Linked DNA regions of Homo sapiens: region 2 is linked to region 1. Evidence: read pairs that join two places in POLR2A ChIA-PET (ENCODE). Cell type or tissue: PC-3. All regions are shown on one strand.

Region 1 (8,000 bases):
GCCTTGGGGTTAACCAGGGGCAGGGTGACAACTCACAGGCAATGACGTCCCTCAGCCTCCTTCCCCCCACACTCCAGAGGCTGCAGGTGACTCAGGGTCTTCGTCGGTGGCTCCGGAAGCCTTGCAGGTGCCCTGCCACATGGCCGCTGTGCTGCTGGCTGCTCTGACGGGTCCTGCCGGGGCTACTGCTTTCCTGTCCCCTCCCCCGAAGCTGGGAGATGGATTTCCTCCCTGAGTGATTAATTGGTCTATTTTAAGCTCATCAAAGTAGCCTCGTACTTTCAAGTTCCTCAGGGAGCAGGCCCGGAAGATGATACCTGCGGACTTAAGGCTGCTCCACTGCAGGATATGGGGTCGGGGGCTGTGTCTGTCAATTGTGAGGTCCCTCAGGGCAGGCCCCCTCCTGAGCTGGACAGGGCTTGGCTCCTGAGTGCTGATTCTGCAGGCTGTGGCTCAGTTCTGCACTATTACTCTGGCTCCGGCAAATCCTCATGAAAATAAGCCTGGGAGCCCCGAGGGTTGCAGGTTAGCCCCCTACAGCCTTCCCTTGCATCATCCTTGCTCCTCTAACCAGGGACACTCCTGCCTCCTCCCTGACTATCTCTGCCGGGTTAACACCTGAGCATCTTCTGGCTCGATAATTCTGTCATGACCCAATACGCCTTCCCTGACCCTCACATCTGGGTTGAGGGCCTTCCTATGCCCTGTACCTAATCCTGGTTTTCCCTCTGTAAGGTGGTCAGAGATGGGCTTGGGCAGAGTAGTTTCAAAGGCTCTCCCCAAATCTCTGTGCAGCTCCCCTGACTGAAGGCCTGTGAGAACAGGGTGGTGCCTGTCTTGTTCACTGTTCCCCAATACCTCACCTAGTGCCTGGCACAGAGAAGGTACAAAAATAAAACTTTCCCAAGAATGAATGGTGTGCATTTGAATCTTATAGTGTCTGAGGACTGGGGAACCATCTCTTATCCCTTTGTATCCTCTGCTGCCCAAGGTCAGGGCCTCTGCCTGAAGTCCCTACTGAATGAGGGTTAACTGGTTCAGAGATGAGGGAGGAAGCCATTGCTGGGAGGGGCTAGAACTGGGCCCCTGCCCTTCCCACACCCGAGCAAGAGCAGTAGGATTGTCAGATGAAACACAGGACATCTGCTCACATGTGAGGAATACATCTTTTTTTTAAGACAGATTCTCTCTCTGTCACCCCAGGCTGGAGTGCAGTGGCATGATCTTGGCTCATTTCAACCTCTACCTCTTGGGTTCATGCCATTCTCCTGTCGTAGCCTCCCCAGTAGCTGGGATTACAGGCATCCACCACCATGCCTGGCTAATTGTTGTGTTTTTAGTAGAGACAGGGTTTTGCCTCATTGGCAGGCTGGTCTTGGACTCCTGACCTCAAGTGATCCGCTCACCTCAGCCTCCCAAAGTGCTGGGATTACAGGCATGAGCCATGGCACCCAGCTGGAATACATCTTTAGTATACTGCATGTAATATTTGGGACATGCTCATGCTGAAAAAACTAACTGAATTTGAATTTTTTTTTGGTTTTCTTTTTTTGAGATGGAGTCTCACTCCATTGCCCAGGCTGGAGTGCAGTGGCACAATCTTGGCTCACTGCAACCTCCGCCTCCTGGGTTCAAGCAATTCTCCTGTCTCAGCCTCCCAAGTAGCTGGGATTACAGGTGCCTGCCACCTTGCCCAGCTAATTTTTGTATTTTTAGTAGAGACGGGGTTTCACCTTGTTGGTCAGGCTGGTCTCGAACTCTTGACCTCAGGTGATCCACCCACCTCGGCATCCCAAAGTGCTGGGATTACAGGTGTGAGCCACCGCACCCGGCCTGAATTTGAATTTAACTGGGAAGCCTTTTTTTATTTTTTCCTCTTCTTTCTGAATCTGGTAACCCTAGCAAGGGAGAAGTGACTAGCCAGGTGCCAGGTGGGTCTACGGCCTGAGTCTCCAGCTCTCTATTCACATTCTGCCTGCTTCCTTGATGCTTCCTCCTCCTTAAATGCTTTCTGTCAGAGACCAGGGGGCACTCTAGGCCTGGCTGCCCAGCACGCGGAATCCAGGAGCACTCCTACCTCCTAATCCCTGCCCCAGCTGCCCTCTGGATGGTCAGGGAAGGCCTGAGGAGGTGATGTTTGAGCTGAGATTTGAGAGAATGTGACCAGAGATGATCCAGGAAAGAACATTCCATGGAGAGGTGGGAGTGAACTTGGTGCATCTGAAAACAGAAAGGCTAGCGTGGTTCTGCGATGTGGGAAGGGAGTGGAAACATGGAAACACAGTCAGCATTTCCTTTTTTTTTTTTTTTTTTTTTTGAGACGGAGTTTTGCTCTTGTTGTCCAGGCTGGAGTGTAATGGCGCGGTCTTGGCTCACCACAACCTCTGCCTCCTGGGTTCAAGTGATTCTCTTGCCTCAGCCTCCGGAGTAGCTGGGATTACAGGCATGTGCCACCCCGCCCGGCTAATTTTGTATTTTTAGTAGAGATGGGGTTTCTCCACGTTGGTCAGGCTGGTCTCTAGCTCCCGATCTCAGGTGATCCGCCCGCCTCGGCCTCCCAAAGTGCTGGGATTACAGGCGTTAGCACAACTCAGGAGGCCCTGGAACTCATCTTGTGCCACTCAAGAAAGGGCAGGAGGGGTCCTCTCCTTTCCCACCTTTCCCAAGCTGAAGGACTGCACACTTCTCAGGCTTCCAAGGCAGGAGCTTCGGCAGCAGGAACAGGGTTGCAAGGTAGTTAGTCTGGGTGTCTGTCGTCCTGGGTTGGGACATCTGGGAGCTGGGGCAAGGCCTCTGGGCCCTAGTGCCAGAGAGCAGTTTGGTGGCGTTGCCTGTTCTTTAAAATGGGTTAGGTGTAGCCATGAGCCCCCCCATGCAGCGGGTGTGCAGGCCTCTCCCTCAGTCAGAACACCCTCACCCACCCCTCCCCACTTGAAGCAGGCCCTTGAGAACACTGCTGGCAGGGAGGCGGCTGCTCTTCCTCCTAAGGGAAAAGCCTGCAGCCCCGTGCTGCTGGGCCGTGGGGTGAGGGGGAAGCCAAAGGGCCCCTATCACCCCTCAGCAGGAGTCTCTCCTGGCTTTGGAAGGGGCTGAAGGCCCGGGGCTCTCACGAGGGAACTCAGCCCTGCTCAGCCGGTCAGGACTCCTCCTCCACGTCTAAATCCACAGACCAAACAAAGGACATGGCTCAGTTCCACCTTCAATCCACAGGGATTCTGCCTGTTAGCACGCTAAGGAAACTGTTTCTTACTTTAAATTATCCATTAATTTCCTCCAACTGAAAGATACTCTACAAATTTTCTGTTGTTGGAGGGTTTAAGCTTGGTCCCTCTGAGGGGGTGGGCCCTGCTGTGTCGGCCCCTTGTGTCTGCTCGTGGAAGGTGTGCCATGTGCCACCGTGTGCCATATGCAGCTGACACGCCTGTGCGTCTCGCCTGGCGCTGGAGACTGCTCTCTGTGTACTAAGCGAGTACTGGATCCCCAGGGCCTATCTTGCCCACTGCCTGTGGCAATACACAGGCAATACACAAAGCGCATTCAAGTAAGCAGGTCTCCCTGCCCCCCGGCCTCCCAGAACCTCGGTGCCTGGAGGGCAGGTGGGGGAGGGCGTTCCTGAATGGAGGCCGGTTTCCCTCTGCGGGGAGGAAACCCCATTTCCCTCCTACCCCTAGGCGCTTGCTACATCTGGCCCGGCATCAGACAGGAAAGAACCCTTTCTTCCCAGCTTGTAGGAAGTCTGAGCTGGGCCCCTTATCTACCCACAGCACTTCCTGGACCGGGGGCCTGGACCGGGCTCCGAAGGGGCTGGCTCCCGGTCTTGGTCTTGGCCTCGGCGCCCTCGTTTCTCTGCGCTTTGGGCAGGGGAAGCTGCGGACGGCAAGCTCTCGGCTTTCGTGAGAGCCTGGTGGAATCGGTGTTCCCCGAAGGCTACTCTGCGGGGGCGGGGGCTAGTCCGGGCCTTCCCGGCAGTATCGTCTCCCCCGTGGGGGCTGGGGAGGTGCCCCCAGGGCTCCCGGAGCGGCGGCGTGGCCAAGGCCCGAACCGGGTCTGACATCTAGTGGCCTCCTGGGCCCGGGCAGGGCGAGGGCGGGGCAGGGAAGAAGGTGGAGGGCAGAATGGGAGGCGTGGAGCGAGAAAATCAGGAAGCGCGGGACCAAGCCGGGGAAGGGCGGCGGGTCTCGCCCCTGGCACCCGCTCTCCTCGGGGCCCGTCCCATCCCCCAGGCCTGGCCGACCCCAGGTCCTTCCGTGCGCAGTCGGGGCTCGCAAGGACGAATCCCGCGGCCCTCGAGGCAGGCCCGGGGGAGCTCCCGGCCCTCCACCCCCGCAGGCCGCAGATCCCACGCACCCCCGATCATGGGGGCCCCGGAGGGAGGTCGCGAGGCCGGGCTCACGGTGGCCGCGGTTCGCCCACGTGCGGGCCCGGAGCTGGCAGGGCCCGGTCCCGAGCGTGGCCGCAACCGCGGGGACCTGGCACGTGCGGGGCAGCCCCGGGGGCCGCGTACGCCACTTCCGGTCCCGGAGACACCGCCCAGCCCGCCGCCCGGTTGCCATGGCGACGCCGTCGCGCCACGGCCCGCAGAACCGGCCAAGCGACCCGGGCGCGGCGCGGGGAGGCTGAAGGGACGCTCGGGTAGGCAAGGTAGGAGGCCGGGCTGGGGGTGGGAGCGGAGCGCGCAGGGGTGCGGGGCGGGGGCGGCCCAGGTGAGCCCTGACTGCGCAGGGAGGGACAGCGCGGGGCTCCCGAGTAGCAGCCGGCCTCGCACCTGCCCCTTGCGGCCGCGCACTGGACTGCGGCGCCGACCCGCACCCTGGGCCCGAGGGCTGCAGGGCTCGCCCGCCCTCTCGGAGCCGAGCCTCTCCCGGTCCAGGCGGCCCCTGCCCTGGCCTGCCCGGGTGCCGGGTCTCTGCTGAAGTTAGAACCGAGACCCCCGCTTGCTGGTGACCCCGAGTTTGGATCTTTGCTCCTGCGCCGCGTTCTAGAGCAAGGTAGGGTGCAAATGGACCAACCAGCCTTTGCCACGGCTGCCCTCTTGAAATCTGAAACCGGAGCCACCGCCTCTTGCCCCGAGCAGGGCCCGGGCTGCAACGTGGAGCCGCAGGTCCCCGCCTGTGTCTCCCGACGCCCCCAGCTTCTGAGCGCGAGGGTGGGAGTTTCCCGAGTGGGAAAGCCCCATGGCTTCGGTGGCCTCGGTGGCCCTGTGGTGGGTCAGGCCGGTGCCAACTGCGCTGAGGGCGGAGCTGCCGCCACCTTGACACCTGGGAGATGGCAGGGCCACCCTCCCTCCCTCCCTCCCTGCCCTGTCCCCGACTGTATCACGGAGCGAGGATCATCCGTGTGGATCTGGGGTCCCCTTCCCAGACTTCTCCTTTCTGGTCGTCCTCCTCTCATTCATTCCACCTTGGCAGCCTTTGTGGATTTTCTGACTCCGTAAATGAAGTTACATCTAGGGCGCCTAGATTCTGCCCCTTTGGTTTAATAGCTAATGAAAAAAAAAAAAAAAAAGCTTTGCCACCTCCTCTAGGTGCCTGGATTTCTCCCGGTGAAATTTGATGGAGGCAGGAAAATACGAGGCGGTGGCAGCCCCACCTCCTTGCATGAGGGAGCCTCCTAGAGCTGGAGGTGGAACCACCCTGCTTGTCCCACTCCTTTTCTTTCTTGCTTTATTGCTTTCTTGCTTTCCTTACTTTCCTTCCTTCTTTTTTTTTTGAGATGGAGTCTTGCTCTGTTGCCAGGAGGCTGGAGTGCAGAGGGCAATATCAGCTCACTGCAACCTCCATCTTCCGGGTTCAAGCGATTCTCCTGTTCCAGCCTCCCTAGTAGCTGGGATTACAGGTGTGTGCCACAACACGCAGCTAATTTTTGCATTTTTAGGAGAGACGGGGTTTCACCATGTTGGCCAGGCTGGTCTCGAACTCCTAACCTCAAGTGATCTGCCCGCCTTGGCATCCCAAAGTGCTAGGATTACAGACGTGAGCCACCGTGCCCAGCCTTGTCCTACTACTTTTCTGCCCTCACCACTTTTCCTTGGCAGGCAGAGCTTGGGCTCCTGCTAATACTGGGATGGTTCAGTGGCATTAGATGGCATTGGTGGAGGGGAATGAGAAATTAACCCCCTCTGAAAGCGTAGCTTCACTGGGAAAAAGCACTCTACTGTCTGAACAATTCATAAATGAATTTTGGGAATATACAATGTCACAGATTAAAAGCAGACCATCCTGTGTTCTTCCAGCCCCAGGAGCTTCTGCTTGGTGTGCAGGGGCTAATGGTGGACAGCAATGGAGTGTAGATTTATTAGAGACGGCTGCCATCTGGCTCTCTGTGGCCCCAAACCTCATGTGTCAGCAGTGTGACTCTTTCTAAGGTGCTCTTAGGACCAGATTTCGTTTTTGTAAGATTGGTCTTTGATGGAATGCCTACTTTGTGGCAGGCACTGTGCTGGGCGCTGGCACACCTTTATCCACTTACTCCTTCTGTGTTCAATAAGGTAGCTCCAGATATCCTCCACTTTATAGATTAGGAAGCAGGCTTGGAGAAGGGACTTGGCTTGTCCAGGAGCTGATGGTTATAAATAATGAGTCTGTTTTGAAATCACATCTCTCTAACCTGGGCTGCGCTGGGCCTTTCATGGGCCGTTGGCCCTCTGGCCTTCACGGGCCCCGTCTTCCATAAAAAAAATAATAACAATTGGCCCGGCGCAGTGGTGAAAGCGCGTCTCTACAAAAGATACAAAAAATTAGCCAGGCATCGTGGAGCACGCCTGTAATCCCAGACTCGGGGAGTCTGAGGCAGGAGAATTGCTTGGACCCGGAAGGCAGAGGTTGCGGTGACCCGAGATCTTGCCATTGCACTCCAGCCTCAAAAAAAAAAAAATTAATAAAAATTATATTTTACAACTGCATTGGTATAAATACAAGTATAGTCCAGACTGGATTACAATTAATTTTAAAAACAAAACATTTTAGGGCTGGCTCATGTCTGTCTGTAATCCCAGAGCTTTGGGAGGCTGGGGCAGGAGGACTGCTTGAGACCAGGAGTTTGAGACTAGCCTGCACAACATAGTGAGACCCTATCTCTCCAAAAAAAGAAAAAATTAACTGGGCATTTCAGCATAGCTGTAGTTCCAGCTACTTGAGAGGCTGAGGTGGGAGGATCCCTCGAGCCCAGGAGTTCGAGGCTGCTGTGAGCTATGATCATGCCATCGTATTCCAGCCTGGGTGACAGAGGTAGACACTGTTAACAACAACAACAAAAAAATTAATTAAAATAAGTTTTAAAAAATTGCAACATTTTCCTCAACCCTAAATGTTCATTTTTTTCTTCTGATTTTCATGGAAATGGAAACATTTTGGTTTGTAAGCATTGGGAGCCCTCTGTCTTGTGGGAGAAAGGAGCTCAGTGTTTGACTTCAGGCTCTGCTGCTTCCTGGGTACCTAGTTCCTTGGTACCTGGTCCAAGCAGCCTGGATACCCCGGGTCCCTGGGCTGCCTGGGCCAGGACAGCCGCCCTAGGATAAATGGAAATGCAGCCCCTGCGGCTTGTTCACCCTCCTGTAATGCCTTCTCTCTTACCCTTTGGTCAGGGCCTGGTGTCTCTGCATGCACCAGGGCTTAGTGCCATGCTGGTACAAGCGTGGGGAGGATGCAGGAGGACTGGCATGGGATGGGGAGCACTGCCTGGGAAGCCCCTTCTTCCTGGGGCTACTGGGGTGCTAAGAAAGTACCCTAATAGCTCACACCACACTTTGCTTTCTCCTTCATCACATGCTAGGACGCTCTAGGGCAATTGAGCTGTTTTCCCCTTCACCCATCAAGAAGAGATATCGGCCTTTCCGCAGTCACAGTCTTTCCTAACTCAATTCAAACTCTGCTGTTGATAAGGAGGGCTGTAGCCAGCCCAGGCTGCCCGCTTCCCAGCCTCCCCTGCTCCGCCTTCCGCCCCCGAGGCTGTGCACCATGTGCAGTGTCTGGTCCCCAATAATGAGATTAGTCTTGGTTGCC
Region 2 (8,000 bases), 150 kb before region 1:
CAGGCCTTTGGGAGAGGGAGAATGATCAGACAAGCCCTTTGGAGCTAAACTCCCCTCTTCATTTTCTCTCTGCTGTCTCGAAAGAGAAAACCGAATCCGTTAGAAGATGGAGAGAAACAAAGCGGCAGCTGCTGAAAAGCTTTGTAGTGACTCCCATGCTGGTGAGATTAAGTCCAAAGGGCATGACATATCAGGTAGAGAAGCAGGACAGCCGGGCGCGGTGGCTCACGCCTGTAATCCCAGCACTTTGGGAGGCTGAGGCAGACGGATCGCTAGGTCAGGAGTGCCAGACCAGTCTGACCAACATGGTGAAACCCCGTCTCTACTAAAAATACAAAAAAATTAGCCGGCCGTGGTGGCGCGCGCCTGTAATGCCAGCTACTCAGAAGGATGAGGCAGGAGAATCGCTTGAACCCGGGAAGAGGAGGTTGCAGTGAGCCGAGATCGCGCCACTGCACTCCAGCCTGTGCGACAGAGCGAGAATCCAACTCAAAAAAAAAAAAAAAAAAGAGAGAGAGAGAGAGAGAGAAGCAGGACAGTGTGAAGTCCAAGTTTGTGCCCTCTGCAGTTAGACTGGGTGGCTTCAAACCCTGGTTGTTCCATTTTCTAGTGTATCCTTGGGCAAGTTCCTTTACTTTCCTGTTTCAGTTTCCTTACCATAGAATGGCCTTGTGAGGACTAAATGGGATAATGGATGCAAAGCACAAAAGCATAGATTTTTTATTTTTTATTATATAAGAACCTCCATGGGGCTGGGTGCGGTGGCTCACGCCTGTAATCCTAGCACTTTGGGAGGCCGAGGCTGGCAGATCACTTGAGGTCAGGAGTTCAAGACCAGCCTGGTCAACATGGTGAAACCCCGTCTCTACTAAAAATACAAAAATTAGCCAGGTGCGGTGGGTGCCCATAGCCCTTCATACATGCTTGCACCTTAGCACTTACCTTTTAAAAAAATATCAAAATGTTTATATCTGTTTCTACCGTAATACTAAATTCTCTGAGAGTAGGACTGTACTTCCTATGCCCAACACAGTTCTCATTTTTTAAAAAATTAAGTTTTGACATATTTCACAGATCACACAGATCACCAATTCAAAGTGTACAATGTGTTATAGAATATTCAGAGCTGTGCACAATTGATTTTACATTTTCATCATCCCCAAAAGAAGTCCTGTACCCATTAGCAATCATTCCCTATTTCCCCCCAATTCCCACAGCCCTAGGCAATCACCAATTTACTTCTGTCTCTGTGGGTTTGCCTCTTCTGGACATTTAATATGAATGGGCCCACACACTATGTGGCCTTTGGTAACTGGCTTCTTTCACTTAGCATGATGTTTTCAGGATTCTTGCATGTTGTAGCATGTATCAGTATTTCATTTCTATTGCCAAATAATATTCCATTGTATGAATATACCACGTTTTATTTATCTGTTCATCAGGCAATGGACATGTGGTTGTTTCCACCTTCTATGATGAATAATGAGGCTGTGAACATTCATGTACACATTGCTGTGTGGACCTATGTTTTCACTTCTTTTAGTTATATACCTAGGAGTGGAATTGCTGGGTCATATCATAACTATGTTTAACCTTTTGTGGGATTGCCAGACTGTCTTCTAAAGTGGTTGTATCATTTTACATTCCCACCAGCAATATATGAGGGTTTAATTTCTCCATATCATGAATTTTTTTTTTTTTTTTTTGCTTTGTTACCCAGGCTAGAGTCCAGTGGAGCAATCATAGCTGACTGCAGCATAGAACTCCTGGGCTCAAGTGATCTTCCCATCTCAGTCTCCCAAGTAGATGAGATTACAGGTGTGAGCCACTGGCTAAATTTGTTATTCTTTTTGACTATAGTTATCACCATCCTTGTGGGTGAGAAGTATTATCTCATTGTGGTTTTGATTGTATTTCCTGAATGACTACTAATGGTAAGCATCTTTTCATGTGCTTATCAGCCATTCATATATAGTATTACTTTTTGCAATTTAAAAATAGTTTATTCAGGCCAGGCATGGTGGCTCACACCTGTAATCCCAGCACTTTGGAAGGCCGATTTGGGGCAGATAATGAGGTCAGGAGATCGAGACCATCTTGGCTAACACGGTGAAACCCCGTCTCTACTAATAATACAAAAAATTAGCTAGGTGTGGTGGCACGCGCCTGTAGTCCCAGCTACTCAGGAGGCTGAGGCAGGAGAATCGCTTGAACCCAGGAGGCGGAGGTTGCAGTGAGCCGAGATCGCGCCACTGCACTTGAGCCTTGGTGACAGAGCGAGACTCCATCTCAAAAAAAAAGAAAAAAATATATATGTAATATTTACTTTGAGAAGCAAAAATCAAATTAATGGAATTTGTAATCACAAATAAGTGTAGAGGCTAAAACAAGGTTTGAGACTGCCCTAGTCCAGTCAGCCTGAGACCAGCAAGGGAAACCTATAGTCTCACAGAGTTAGGCTTATCAACTCACTGCAACAAGGGAGACTGCACACCAGAGGAATGGTGAAGTGTCTTACCGAAGAAAAAACTGGTCATAGAATTATGGGGAAGGGTGGAAGTTAGGTGAAAAATTAGAGTTAGGCTCAAAGAAACACAGACCTGTGTGAAAGGCGGATTAAGATCAGCTGGACTACCAAGTGGACCCAGGGGATCAGTTTCCCTGGAAAGTACAAAGTCAAGGTAAATGTGGACTGTTGTGTTCAGAAGCCCCTGCTCTGAAGCACAATACCTGGCCTGGAAATCAAGGCTGCTTCTCTGTCAGAGTGACTCAGCTCCTCCAAGCAAGACTGACTATAAGCCTTAATTCTCACAAATACAATTGCAAACAGCAAACTTTGTCAGCCTATGATTTTGGAGAACGAAATTTCTCAGTGAATTTTTTTAAAACAGTAGTCACTCAGGGAGTTTTGACACTTTATGTTGCCAAAAAAAGAAAAAAAAATTGCAGTGTGTTCTTGATAGAGGTACTATATCCTGTTAACTGTGCAGCTGGTTTTATCTGTCTGTGCATCTGTGATGAATGGCAGGGCAGATTTTAACTCTCAGTCTGAGTTAATAGCCACCTTTCAAGATAAATTCATAGTTGACTGAACCATCTCTAGACGCCTGGCTGTCAGGCTCACTGAAATCACTTAAGTAACAATGAGCCTTGGAAGCTAAAGACTGGCTACAAATATCATTCCATTAGGTTTGACCATGTGTTGTCCAGTACTAACAGCTCTCAATGAATGAGATTACATTAGTTATTAGTCCAGATACTTAGCCGATTTGCTAGTATGGCTGAGACATAATTATTCACTACTTCACTTCCTTTTCCAGGGTACACAGGAAGACTACATTTCTTGACTTGACCTTCCTTGCAGTTGGCAGATAGGAGCAAAAGTGAGTAAGCCACTTCCCGGCCCATCCTGAAAAATGTACTCCCTCCCACCCCCCATAAGCAACCTGGAGGTCACACGTTTATTTTTATTTTTTGAGATGGAGTCTTGCTCTGTTGCCCAGGCTGAAGTGCAGTGGTGCGATCTTGGCTCACTGCAACCTCCACCTCCCGGGTTCAAGCTATTCTCCTGCCTCAGCTTCCCAAGTAGCTGGGACAACAGGCGTGTGCCACCATGCCTAGCTAATTTTTGTATTTTTAGTAGAGATAGGGTTTCACCATGTTGGCCAGGCTGGTCTCGAACTCCTGACCTCAAGCTATCTGCCCCTCCCTCCCCCCTCAGCCTTCCAAAGTGCTGGGATTAGAGAGTTGAGCCACTGCACCCGGCCCAGAGGACTTTGTGTAAGCAAAAAATAAGCTTTTGTAGTGCTCAGTTTCTGAGATTTGGGGGTTTGTTGCCGCAGCATAGGCTAGCCTATAAATAGTATTACTCTCTGTTTTCTCCTTAAAAACCAGAGAGCAGGACTCATGTGTTTCTCACAAAATATACATTGTCAGACCATATAGCAGCACAGTTCCAAAGGACCAGCAGGTACTCATAAAACTTAAATTCTCTGCCAGGCACGGTGGCTCACGCCTGTAATCCCAGCACTTTGGGAGGCCGAGGTGGGTGGATCATCTGAGGTCGGGAGTTTGAGACCAGCCTGACCAACATGATGAAACCCCATCTCTACTAAAAATATAAAATTAGCCAGGCGTGGTGGCACATGCCTGTAGTCCCAGCTACTCAGGAGGCTGAGACAAGAGAATCGCTTGAACCCGGGAGACGGAGGTTGCGATGAGCCGAGATCGCGCCATTGCACTCCAGCCTGGGCAACAAGAGCGAAATTCTGTCTGAAAAAAAAAAAAAATTAAATTCTCAAGAGCACATACTTCCCTTCACAGATCCACTGCCACCGGCTCCATATCAGCTGACACAATGGCAGGTACTTACCGAATACAGGTTCACGGAACCAATCAGTTTGCCTTTCTTCTCTTCCTTCACAGTGGCCCAACATGAAGAATAAAAATATAAATAAATGGGGGTAGTATTTCATCCAGGACACACAGCATTTGAAGAGCAGTGGGATAGGAACTCCCCCACCCTACCGTGTGGGGCATAGGTTTGGGAAATTAGCAGGGACTTGGACATTCCTAGTCAGCCATCAGAACCTGTCCAAATCCAAAAGATCTGGGAGTTATTTCTCTGTCCTCCTTCACAATCAATAAATTACTAAATGCTGATGACTGCATCCCTCTTTACTTGTGCCCTGTCCTCTCCATCCTTGCCGTGGCTGCTGCTGCCGCCGCCGCCTTAGTTCAGGGTTTTTCTCTCACCCTATAAGAAGGAAGAGGCACTTTTTCATTGCCTATCCTTCTAAAATGCAATTCTGATGACTCCTCTCTGTGTATGTTTTCCAGGATCATACAGAAGTGTAATGTCTAAAATTTCTGCAAAGCGGGAGACTTTCCCTGCCCTGGCTCCTGTATACATCTCTAGCTACATTTCCCACTATTCACCCCACCTCAACCTGCAATTCTCTAAATATGACCATACTTTCTTGCCTCCATAGATTTGCACATGGGTGTTCTCTCTGCCTTAAAGGACATTCCCTATTTCCAGATAACTCCTACTCAGCCTTCAAAACCCAGCTTAGGCATCCATCTTAAGTAGTTTTCGCTGACCCCATGTGGCTCCCACACAGGCAGAGGTGATCACCTCCTCCTGAGGGGTGATGCCTAAACACATCCATTATCGCACAACAATGCAAGTTATTTGGTTTTTTTGTTTTTTGTCTTTTAAAAATTTGGGTGGGAGGGGGTAGGGATAAAAGACTACCAATTGGGTACAGTGTACACTGCTCCGGTGATGGGTGCACCAAAATCTCAGAAATCATCATTAAAAAAACTTATTATCCACATAACCAAAAACCACTTGTTCCCCCAAAACTATTAAAATAAAATAAATGCCAGGTGCGGTGGCTCACACCTGTAATCCCAACACTTTGGGAAGCTGAGGCAGGCGTATCACAAGGTCAGGAGTTCGAGACCAACCTGACCAACACGGTGAAACCCCGTCTTTACTAACAATACAAAAATCAGTCGGGTGTTGTGGCACATGCCTGTAATCTCAGCTACTCAGGAGGCTGAGGCAGGAGAATAGCTTGAACCGGGAGGTGGAGGTTGCAGTGAGCCGAGATCGCGCCATTGCACTCCAGCCTGGGTGACAGAGCGAGACCCCGTCTCAAAAAAAGAAAAAAGAAATGCAAAAAAAAAGATTTGTCTTAGATCTTAGTCTGGCTAAAAGAAATTTTTTTTTTTTTTAATAAAAATGACTGATTGATTGAGACAGGGTCTTGCTATGTTGCCAAGGCTGGTCTTGAACTCCTGGCCTCAAGTGATCCTCCCACCTCAGCCACCCCCATGCCTCAGCTGGGATCACAGACCACTGTGCCCGGCCACAAGTATTTATGTAGATGTCTCCTCTGGTAGACTGCAACCAACTTGAGGGCCATGTCCCCTGGCATAGAGGAGGTGCTCCACTGAATTAACAAGTGAATGACTAAATAGGATATAAAAGGTGATGAGTAGACTGCCCGGCTCGGGCTGGGGCACTGCCACTGTCTATGGAACATGACCAAAGTGACAAAATGGGAAGAACTGAATTCGTCACAAAAAGAAATTCAGTCAATCTATACATGTTCAAGTTTTATTACAAAGTATGATGGGCAGAAAATACGGTACTTCTTATACAGGAGGCTGAAACAGAATGAAAGGGTGAAAATTAGGTTTAATTTACTTAGGAAACAAGAAATAGAAAGTCATAGCTATAACACTCCACTTTCAGGTGCCCATGAAGTAGCCTTCAATGGAGATTCCCCATAGTTGTTTCACAGCACAGTGTTAAAATTTTATTACAAGCCCTGTGTACAATCAGTCCTGTGAAAATATTTATAAAAGAAAAATATTACAGTACAGTTCTGCAAGGGGCAGCTTCCTCTACACCTGACCGTGGATGCCACAAAACCTATAATATAGAGGGAAAGTTTAAATATATAACAAGAATGGAAGTTCAGACATACTAGGCTAAAGGACACAGAAATGGATCAGTTAGAGCTTAACATTTCAGAGCAAGAAATCTCCATTTTCTACATAGAGGTTTATACAATCATGCTACAAATTCACTCTGGGTGGGGTGGGGAAGGAAGGTCACTGACAAGAGGGGTAGTAAAATACACAGGAACCAAAGCAAGTGAGTCAGACTCAACTAAATCGATTCAAAGCTTCAGCTCAACAATTTTCATAACACATGGTATACCACAATCAACCCAAGGTGAGAACATTTCTTTTAAATAGTAGATATCACATGTTCATAATCACTGGGTTGTCCCAAAGGTGGGTGCCTATAAACTTTCCAGCTGTTACATAGACTGTCAACATCTTTCTTCTTGAGTTTAAACTTTCTTTAGCTTATTTGTTTCTCGTTGGATATACCAGTCCAAGCCTCTTTGGGAAGGCACCTGCATGTTTCCATATTTTAAAAATGACATCCAGAAAGTAGCCTGAGAGGACCTGGCCCATCCCATGTGGCCACACATTTGACTTTGACCATTAGCAGCAGTGACACTGTGAGAGGGGGAGAAGGTGCAGGTGGGTGAAGTGGGCAAGGGTCTGCAACACGAGACGCTCTCAGGAGCTGGCCCAGCCAGGGCCTGGCCCAGGGTTCACAGTGACTTTGCTCTGCTCCGCCCTCTTCCCTGGGAAAACCAATCTAAGTATCAAGCATGATCTTCCTTCTTCGTCCTGGAGTACACACAGTAAAGGGAAAAGTCTGCTTTGAGGCTTCTACTTCAATGGTCTCCCCTACCCCAAGCCAGGAATGAAAGGGGCTGCCATATTCTCAAAGTGGGGAAGGCAGAGGGACAGTACTGGGCTGCCCTCCCACGTGTGGTAAACCCTGCAGCTGCTACATGTCTTCACAGCCCAGGAATTCAAGGCCCAGGTGGCAGCAGGAAGAAACAGTGGAAAAGCAAGGGGAAGAGAAAAGAGAAAAAGGAGGGGGAAAGTCTGCATAACTGTCATAACCTCTGCTTCTCCTGCTCTGTAACAAACCCACAACCAGGAAGAGTCATGGTCTGGAACAATCATGGGACCCCAAACGCCTGTAGGTTTTTTACCACCAAACATCACCCATGGCTGCTCTAAGCTGTCATTTTGTTCCCACAGTTACCTAGCATCACGGATGCCCAATTTATGGCCCAGGAAGGCTGACCCAGGCTAAGGGCAGTCTCACTCCACAGCCATGCAATGGACAGTCTGAATGTTTCCCTACCCCAGACCTTCACTGACCTCTACTATTTCCTCCTCTGATATAAAGAAAACACTTTAATTTTCTCCTGCATCCTACATCTCCTCCTAAAATTTTGGCCCTAATTGTCATCAAAACCTTGTAGGATTCTGAATTTTTTGTTTCTTCCTGAATCTTAGCCAGTTCTCTCAGAGCCAATCCTGGATTTATAAGGAATTTTCACCTATTTTTTTTTTTTTTTTATTTTTTGAGACGGAGTCTTGCTCTGTCGCCC

Evidence for each region. ChIA-PET counts read pairs that join two places held together with the same protein. Peaks named below come from ENCODE experiments on the same cell type or tissue, not always from the same donor. Only the 100,000 strongest peaks of a DNase experiment are listed, where the experiment ranks them.
Region 2: POLR2A ChIA-PET joins it to region 1 with 13 read pairs; 14 of 35 experiments call an interaction of 5 or more read pairs at or near these places.

What each region holds. Positions count from the first base shown.
Region 1 is chr17:63,442,886-63,450,885 of GRCh38, reverse strand. CYB561 (cytochrome b561) reads left to right here and starts at 4,580. Exons shown (of 6, transcript NM_001915.4): 1 at 4,580-4,641. RefSeq lists enhancers at 1-200, 2,368-3,180, 3,684-3,823, 3,181-3,994 and silencers at 3,964-4,153, 4,324-4,883. In PC-3, CTCF peaks have their summits at 4,036 (motif pointing left) and 4,837; DNase peaks (open chromatin) are centred at 115, 4,015, 4,635 and 5,035; H3K4me3 peaks cover 3,453 bases; H3K27ac peaks cover 3,524 bases.
Region 2 is chr17:63,592,380-63,600,379 of GRCh38, reverse strand. It overlaps DCAF7 (DDB1 and CUL4 associated factor 7), which reads right to left. Exons shown (of 7, transcript NM_005828.5): 7 at 6,114-8,000. Among named protein-coding and RNA genes, the nearest start is that of TACO1, 4.5 kb to the left of the region's middle. In PC-3, no CTCF peak of the experiment used is centred here; no DNase peak of the experiment used is centred here; H3K4me3 peaks cover 162 bases.